Linked DNA regions of Mus musculus: regions 1 and 2 are each linked to region 3. Evidence: chromatin contacts called from ENCODE Hi-C or POLR2A ChIA-PET data. All regions are on one chromosome and are shown on one strand. Each heading gives the region's core, a stretch centred on a gene start or an enhancer-like site at or near the end of the contact. The rest is flanking DNA. Distances are from core to core; before and after follow the strand shown.

What was found. A loop is a pair of places that touch in the nucleus more often than their neighbours do. ChIA-PET counts read pairs that join two places held with the same protein, here RNA polymerase II (POLR2A).
Region 1: a loop to region 3 is called in a map of mouse trophoblast stem cell, with 2.2 times the contacts of the local background. The contact joins the promoter of Trim71 here to the enhancer-like site in region 3. A Hi-C loop is called at or near these places in 4 of 37 maps with a recorded cell type or tissue (left cerebral cortex, mouse embryonic stem cell, mouse trophoblast stem cell and 1 more). POLR2A ChIA-PET finds 5 or more read pairs at or near these places in 3 of 5 experiments (all embryonic stem cell).
Region 2: POLR2A ChIA-PET joins it to region 3 with 13 read pairs in embryonic stem cell. The contact joins two enhancer-like sites. A Hi-C loop is called at or near these places in 3 of 37 maps with a recorded cell type or tissue (CH12.LX, heart and mouse embryonic stem cell). POLR2A ChIA-PET finds 5 or more read pairs at or near these places in 3 of 5 experiments (all embryonic stem cell).

What each region holds. Positions count from the first base shown.
Region 1 is chr9:114,562,937-114,565,658 of GRCm38, forward strand. Trim71 (tripartite motif-containing 71) reads right to left here and starts at 1,433. Exons shown (of 4, transcript NM_001042503.2): 1 at 1-1,433. The coding sequence starts at 181.
Region 2 is chr9:114,582,597-114,585,387 of GRCm38, forward strand. No RefSeq gene overlaps it. Among named protein-coding and RNA genes, the nearest start is that of Trim71, 20 kb to the left of the region's middle. Within about 2 kb of position 1,380, at least 1 of the 3 ENCODE cell types and tissues checked has a DNase peak (open chromatin) inside an H3K27ac peak, as active enhancers do; it is heart, where a contact is called at or near this core.
Region 3 is chr9:114,525,908-114,528,904 of GRCm38, forward strand. All of the region lies in intron 1 of Trim71 (tripartite motif-containing 71), which reads right to left. Among named protein-coding and RNA genes, the nearest start is that of Ccr4, 31 kb to the left of the region's middle. Within about 2 kb of position 1,369, at least 1 of the 3 ENCODE cell types and tissues checked has a DNase peak (open chromatin) inside an H3K27ac peak, as active enhancers do; it is heart, where a contact is called at or near this core.

The sequences.
Region 1 (2,722 bases), core at 183-2,682, 37 kb after region 3:
GGCAGGGCAAGACGTGAAGACGCCGCGCCGCCGCCCCGGGGCCGCCGCCGCCCGCCGACGACGTGGAAGTCTGCGAGGACGACGACGAGGCGGACGAGTTGGAGGAGAGCGGCGCGGGCGAGCCGCACATCTCCTTGCACAGCAGGCAGATCTGGAAGTCGGTCTCCGGGAACGAAGCCATTTGCAGGCGGGCTGGAGGGCAGAGGGCGCGCGGCGAGGAGGATGAGGGCGCGCGGCTCACTCAGCAGAGCGCATCGAGGACGCGGTGGAGGCGACCCCTGGGCCACCTCGGCAGGGCGGGTTTGCACTGCTACTCCTCAGCAAACGAGCGCCCGCACAAGTCTCAAAGTCCGCCGTGGAATCCGGTCCCCGCGGCGCAAACCAATTTGGTCCCAACGAGTCTTGCTTGTGTTGTTTTTTTTTTTTCCTTGCCCTCCGGCTAAATGAATTGAGCCTCCTGGAGGGAGGGGAAAACGTCCGGGAGTCGCAGCAGTCCAAGTCCCCGCGCGCGCCGCCGGCCGCCCCGCCGCATGACGCGGCGGCAGGAGCTCCTGCGTGGCGGCCGAGGCGCAGCCTCCCCCGCGGCGCGGTCGGCTCGGGCGCGCAGCTGCGCCTCGTGCGGGGGCCCCCGGCCCGCGGAAGCACGCGTGCCAAGTACGCACGCGCGCCCCACACGCTCCGCGCCCGTGCGCAGCCCTGCCGGGCCGCGGTCTCTATGCGCTCACACGCGCGCGCGCCCCACGCGGCCCGGCGCCCGCGTGTCCTCCGGCCTCCTGGCTCGCTCTCTAGCGCGCGCTCCGACCCTTCTCCGGCCTCAGGCGCTCCGCGGCGCGGGGCCGCAGGTCCCCGCGGGCCGCCCTGAATTATTCATCGGCGGGAAGATATTGGATGTACGGGCCGCCCGCTCCGCGCGGGGCCGTCGTGCAATGCTATCCGCGTTCCGCGCGAGCCGCGCGCCCCTCCTCCTCACGGCCGTCCTCTCCGAAACCTGGGCAGCGAAGGAGGATCACATTTCCTTTGTCATCGGGCCATTTCACCCTCGCTTGGGTCCCCCCTTCAATCCCGGAGCCTCGGGAACCGAGTCTCCCTCCCGGGCTTGCTCGAATCAGAGGAGTACGCGAGGGACCCGCGCGGCCACTTCGGGAGCCGCGTGGCCAACGCCGCCCGCGGCTCCCGCCTGCGTCATCCTCCTACGAACGATTCGCCGAGCGGGGATGCGGGTGGCCCCGGCTGCGCTGCGCCTACCGGGCTCAGGCTCTCCCGATGCCCTGGTGTCCTGGGTTGCTTTGGGCTTTATTTTGCACGACTCCCCCGAACGAGGGGCTGTGTGCGTGCGCGTGTCCCCCTTCTTTCTCCGCTTTGCCGCCTCTCAGAACGCGGGTTATTGGGACTGATCGGAATTCGGAATCCTTTTAATCTCCAAAGGAGCAAACTCACTTCCGCCCGAGTGCTGGGAGGGGTGGGGGAGGGGAGGCCGGGGAGGGGGTTCCAGGCAAACAGGAAACATTAGCCCTCTTGGCCCGGCCGGCTTTTGTGTACGCCTCCCCTCCTCCCACCACCCTCCTCCCCCGCTCCGGCCGCGGGGGAGACGATCGCCCCCAGGCCTCAGTGTGACGACCTTTGGAACCTCCTGGGCGAGGAACGCAGAGCGACTCTTCCGTTTATTAAAAAAAAAAAAAAGAAAGAAAGAAAGAAAAAAAGACTTCATTCTGAATCTTTGCCTCTTGGAAGCTGATGGCCACTGCCCCGGAGAGCTAGGTCCCCCCACCCCCAACACCACCATCACCCCCTTTTTTTTCTCTTCCTTTTCCTTTACATTTCTCTAGGACTCTACAAAGCTGAGACCGACCTCAAGCATCGCACAGTTGTGCAGTTGGATGCATGGAACTAAACGACTCTGAATTCTGGACGTCCAAGGGGCTGGTTGCTCTCAGTTTTAATGGGAGCCCAGGCAGCTGTTAAGAGAAGGCGACCCACTGACGGGCCCCGCGGCCATCTGGGTGGTGCCCCAGGCGGTTCTGAGGGTGAAACTTTAAGGCTCTCAGAAGAAAGACTTGGAAAGGCTGCTCTCAGAACTTTTTTTTTTTAATGCTACTTAAGATGGGTGTGGTGGTGTACCCATTATAATTCAGCAAGCAAGAGGCTAGGGCAGAACTACACTGTGAGACCCTCTGTCAAATTAACTCGCGAGTAAAATACATAAACAAATGCCATCAAGCTGTGTATAAAATTTCACTCTGTAGATTATACTTTGAAAGGAAAAAGACTGCACGCTGGACCCTCACACGTTCAAGATCTGGGCTACATGAAACCTCTCAAGAAAGTGATGAAAGAACTGGAAAGGTTAGCTCTGCAGTCCATCAAGAGGAGAGTTCAATTCTCAGAACCCCACTTTGGGTGGCTCTGAACTTCTTGCTTCATGTGCACATACCCCCACATAGACACACTGTGTGTGTGTGTGTGTGTGTGTGTGTGTGTGTGTGTGTGTGTGTGTGTGAGTGTGTGTGTGTGTGTGTGTATGATTATGAAAGCCTAGAAGAGAATGTAGCTTCCAATCTAAGTAACCATTCCTGGATCGTAATGATACGGATAGGATGCAATTCTAGATACTGCCTTTTATTCATGGGGAAAAAAAAAAAAAACAACAACAGAAAAGATCATTCTAGAAACATGAATCCATTCTGGACAGGCTGCTGAAGAGGCAAATCCCTTGGGGCTCAGA
Region 2 (2,791 bases), core at 130-2,629, 57 kb after region 3:
CCTTCTAGAACTGGGCGCTGTGTTTTGCCAAGAGCAGGTTCCTAGATGGGCTTTAAAAGGCTGACTGACCTTCAACTGACCAATAATTGACTTTCTATTATCGTCATTATCATTATTATTATTTTTACACTACAGCAACTGGAGAAGTATATGTTATGGTTGTTATTTGATTTTGTTGTTGTTGAAGACAAGGTCTTTCTTTGTAGCCCCGGCTGTTCTGCAACTCACAGAGATCTGTCTGCCTCTGCCTCTTGAGTGCTGGAATTAAAGGTACGGGCAACCAACCACATCTTTCTGGCCTTGTTTGATTTTTATTTTATTTATATTTTGTGTATGGGTGTTTTGCATGCATGTATTCTGTGCACTACTTCCAGTGCCCAGAGGAAGCCAAAAGAGGGCGTTGGATCCCTTGGAACTGGAATTGCAGATGGCTGTGAGTCGATGTGTGGGCACTGAGAATTGAACCCGGTTCTTCTAGAAGAGCAGTCAGCCAGCCAGCCAGTGTTTTTAACTGTAGATTCATCTCTCCAGTCCCTGTCGTTTGATTTTTGAGACAAATTCTCACTCCATTGTTTCATGCAGTCAAGCTTAAACTTCTGAGCAATCTTCTGCCTTAGTCAGGGACTACAGGCAAGACAGTCCTTTGTCACAATGCCAGCTGAAATACTTATCAATGGTATTTATCCAAATAGATGCTTGCCTGGCCCAGCCTCGGCATAAAGCCATAAAATATCATCCTTGTCCAATACTTGGGAGTACTTAGCTAAAGCAGTATTTTTCCTTTCTTTAAAAACTCAGGCCGGGTGGTGGTGGTGCACGCCTTTAATCCCAGCACTTGGGAGGCAGAGGCAGGCGGATTTCTGAGTTTGAGGCCAGCCTGGTCTACAAAGTGAGTTCCAGAACAGCCAGGACTACACAGAGAAACCCTGTCTCAAAAAACAAAAACAAACAAAAAAACAAAACAAAAAAACCCCCAAAAACTCAGGCAGAAAAGAGCCAGAAGAGTACAGAGGATCTTAAACCTTCACCCACAGAGCAAAGATAAGTCAAGGAACCGAAGCAAATGAAATACATTGAGTAATGTTATTATGGTAAAAATTAAAATCTAAACAATGGGGAAAAAAACCAAAAAAAAAAAAAAAAGCCAAAGATAGAAATGGCTTATACATTTACTCAACCACGGAAGTGACAGGAGTAAAATAAAGCTGTATAAAACAAACTAGTCAAATAACTAAAACAAAATCAATAGAATCGAATAAAGTGGAAAGGAACAGATGACGGGAAGAAATCAGTGAAGAAATTTGTTGGGCTGTTCCGCGCTGCCGCTAGGTGGCGCTCGGCGCCCCGGGCTCCACGCGGATTCCCGGTTGCGTCCCGAGACTCTGCCTCTCTGCTGCTTTCCAGAGGGATCCCGCGGGCTGGCCGTACCCCTTCCCGGCTGTCCCCGCTGGGAATAGCTTGGAGGTCGTGTGAAGAGTCACATCGTGGGCAGGATACCCTGGTGATAAGGACACAGATCGCAGCGGGACCACAGCTGTTCCAATGATTTTGATTTCCTTGGTGGGACAGCTACAATAAAGTTTTTTCTCGTATATTAAAGGATCAACGCGTATGGAGTGAAAACTCCCCACCTGCAGGGTTGCCTGTTAGCTTCCTGAGGTCTCAGCGGAGATATGGACTGTGGTAAGACTGTTGGCAGCTGGCCATTGCCCGGGTCCCAGAAGTCCCCAATCAGGGCTGAGCTGGGGGGGGGGGGGTGTGGGTGTGGGTGGGGATAGGGGCTGCTCACATGCTAATGTGGCGGTGACAATCGTGCGGGGGCGCCCCCGCGCCTGGGGGAGCCAAGGCAGAAACAAAGCATTAGCATTTTCCCCTAGAGAAAGGACTGCATTCCTGGGAGGGGAGCGCGGCCCTCCCCATTCACACTGGGGACCACACAGAGTGCCTCTTGCGCCAAAAGCTGGAAGGTTCGTCGGTTTGGCTTTTCTTTTGACCCGGGCGTTGCATACGAAATGTAGATATTTTCCTAAACGCCGGCTTTGACATTTAATGCGTTCCTAAGTAGTCTGAAATGTGGACTGGATTAGGAGGAGGCTAGGGGCCCACCGGGACACTCAGGCAAATCCCCTTAAATCCTCCAAGACAATTGTGTGTCACCACACGGATTCGCTTTGCCCCAAATGAGGAGGCTAATGAACTTCACTGCCTCCTTCCGTGACAGCCCACTCGCACCTGGCCGAGCCTCTGCGCCCGCCTCCCAGCTTTGTGTCAGGGCGTGTTTACTTTGTGTTTACTTTAGGCCAGGCCTGTTGGCTTCTAGGATCCAGTCTGACCATTAACTAAGGCACCTATCCTGGGCCATTGCTCAACCTTTACTCCACAAGGGGTGAGGGACACAAATACTGAGGGCCCTGGGACCTTGGGGCTATTACAGGCCACCCCATTTCAGGCCCCTTGGAACACTGCTAAGCCCAGAAAGAAAAATAGCATGAAACTCTACTTTACATGGGGAGTATTTTACCAGCAGGTTATGCGCCCCCGGAGGCCAGAAGAGGGCATCAGCTCTATTGACCTGGAGCTACCTGGTTTCGAGCCACCGTGTGGATTCTGGGAATCGAGCACCATCCTCTGCATACCTTCAGCTCCTCTCACCCATCTTCATAATTTACTTCTTATTCTCTCCCCTTCCCCTTTGAGACAGGTCTCATTATGAAACCCTGGCTGGCCTGGAATTTGCTATACTGTCCAGAATGGCTTCAATCTCACATATTTCTTTTTTTTTTTTTTCTTT
Region 3 (2,997 bases), core at 119-2,618:
TTGATTTCACGAGCAGCTGGGGGCGAGGGGAAAGCTGCCACAGGGACACGAGGAATCAATGTGTAAGCTGGATTCCTTGCCACCGGCAGCAACACATTTAAATCTCCACATGAGGACAGGAGGTGTGGGGGGGGGGGCCCTCTCAGAACCACACAGCAGGGGCGCTCCAAGCCTAGCTCAGGGCTGGCTACCCCACCCACAACAAAACACTTCAAGAGTCTTGGACCCAGTAGCCAGGAAAAGATGGGAGACAGCTTTGAAGGCTGAAGGAGGGAGGGGCTAACAGAAAACAATTTAGACAGAGATCCCCAGAGTGGAGCTGGGAAGACCCACAGTGAGGGGAATGCTGTTTCCTGTGCCGGTTTGTCCCCCTCGCGGGTGATTTGAGGGGTGACATGTGCTGTGCTGTCCCACTAGGGCCTGTAAGTTACTGGTAATTTATCCTGCATCCAGAGATAGGCGATTTGGGAATACCTTTTTTTTTTTTTTTTAAATCTCACAGAGAAATGGATCAGATCTTTTGTTGGGTCTGCACAAGGAAACGTGACTGAGTAACCAATTTTAATCACTTTTTAGCCAACACTGTAGACTAAAGCCTTCAGCAGCAGCAACCACTTTTAAAGTAAGTCTATCCTGTCAGACTCAGGGAGAGAATCCCAAATAACCAGCAAGACGACGCTCGGCTCAATGAATCTGGAGCAATCCCTAGTAAGTTTCCATGTGGGGATAGAGCGAATCTACTGGGCTAGGCAATCCTGCCACATTCCCTCCCTCAGCCCCCTCCCCCTCCCCCTCCTAAGGGAAGAAAGGAATAACCCTCCCCCCCCTTAACCTCCCTGCCGCCGCCAGCCGCTCCCCCAAAGGGCTGTGTGGAAACCTCCCACCAGAAGGTGCAGTTTACACTGAAATAGTGGACTCAGGCACCCTTGCTTTCTCCAGATGTAGTGAAAGCAACTGACTCTCCGAGACCAGAGGTCAGCACACCCCAGGCTCCTGAGCCAGGACACCTGTCCAGTGACTTCCTCTGCCTGCCTTGAACCTCCCTCTAAACTGGGAAACAAATGGGGTCTGACTTGCTACCTCAGGAGACCCTTTCCAGCCTTCAAAATCTCAGGAGCCGGCCTGTCTGGGGACGGACAACAGGAAGCAAAAAGCTTCCAGGTAATTCTGGGCTGAGATAAGAAACTGGGCTCCAAACTGAAACTGTCCAAACGTTAGGAAACTCCCAGACCTTTAGGCCTGGTGGACCCTGCAACGGGGCTTCCGTGATGCCAGGCACAGGAGATCCCCTGAGGCCTCAGAGTAAGCCCCGAGGAAGCACTCTGCAAATATGGGAAAGAAATCCCGGCCAGAGCAGGCGGTGGTGTCAGAACAGCCCAGATGCTTCTTAAATGAGTCAAAGGGTGTCTGCCATGAAACGTGGCCCGGACTCGGGTCACGACGGATGGGAGCCAAGTCCGGATGCGCTGTGAATGCAGACAAGCTGGGCTGAGGAGGGGCGGTGGCACCCAAGTGGCGAGGAATAAAACCTACATACAGATGCATACAACAGCCTCCTCGTGCTCATAACTAGGAAACTACAATTTTAAAATGCATTTTTAAATCGTTACGTTTTAAATCAAAACTTAAGACCATGCAACTTTAGGGTGGCAAAACCATAAAATAAGAACAATTTTAAGTCTTCTAGTTATGGATTGGAGTTATATTTTTAGACTATCTCACACTTATCTACCTGCCATTTCTAAGACTAGGGAGGTAGAATTTTAGAACTACATATATTCAATGAATGAGGAAGGTCGCTCCGAAAATCGATCAACAGTTACAGTTGGATGATCAGTTGCGACTGGCGGCTCAGGAGAGGACTTGGGGATTTGAGGTGCTGCCTGCCAAGCAAGGCCATGGGTGTCTGATCCCAGGACCCACATGTGGGCAGAACAGACTCCACCAAGTCTCCATACAACCTACCCCTAAACCAAAAAATGTAATTTAAAAATAAACGGGGGTGGGGGACTTTTGGTATAGCATTGGAAATGTAAATGAGTTAAATACCTAATAAAAAATGGAAAAAAAAATAAACGGGGGGCAGGGGATCCTTATTAAGAAAAATGGAACAGAGTATACAGATAAGAGCCTGTGCCCCCACCCCGCAAAAGTGGCAGCCACTACAGGGAAGCAGAAAGGGAAGGGGTGGAGTCCGCTGGTGGCAGAAATTCCAGGGCCTACGTGCCGCCTGTTTGGGGCTACCCCGGCAGATGCATGGACACGCCCCCTCGAGCCTGGCGACAATCTGGCTGCTCTAGCTAAATGGAGCTAGCCTGACCTCTGACCCTCCAAGTGACCACCCCCTTCCCTGCCCCCAGCTTCTAGAACGTCCCACCTCTCCCAGCCTTCCTCTCCCAAAATTTCTAAAATACCAAGCAGAGACAAAGACCAAGGAATGTGGGCCCAGCAGGAAAGGAACGGGGGTGGAGTGGAATGGGGAGTGGGGGTGGGGAAGACTAAAGAAAATAAATAAATAACAACACAAGGTAGGCAGGCAGGCCTATGTACCTCCTGAAATAAAATGCTTTGTTGGTGAACACACACACACACACACACACACACACACACACACACACACACGATTTTTTCAGTCCTCCATCCGGCTCAAGCCGGGACACACATATTGGAGGACATGTTGGGGAAACAGGAGCAATGGTTCTAAGCCCAGGGACCCTCATCAGCGAGGAATATTAAATACAGGGGGAAAGCCCAAAAGCCGTGATCGCCACGTAATCTCAAGTTTGTCAAAATGTCTCGACTGAAGTACATTATCAACCTCTGTTTATCGTTTACTTATTTAAAACTTTTTAAGTCTGTTTCTCCTTCAATGTCACTTGGTCTCTCACAAAGGAAGGCTCAGGCACACACTGGCCATCGGCCAACCTTCCCAATCCATGCGCTCTGTGTGTTGCACACGTGCCAGAGACTTGCTTCAAAAATCATAAACCAAGCTCG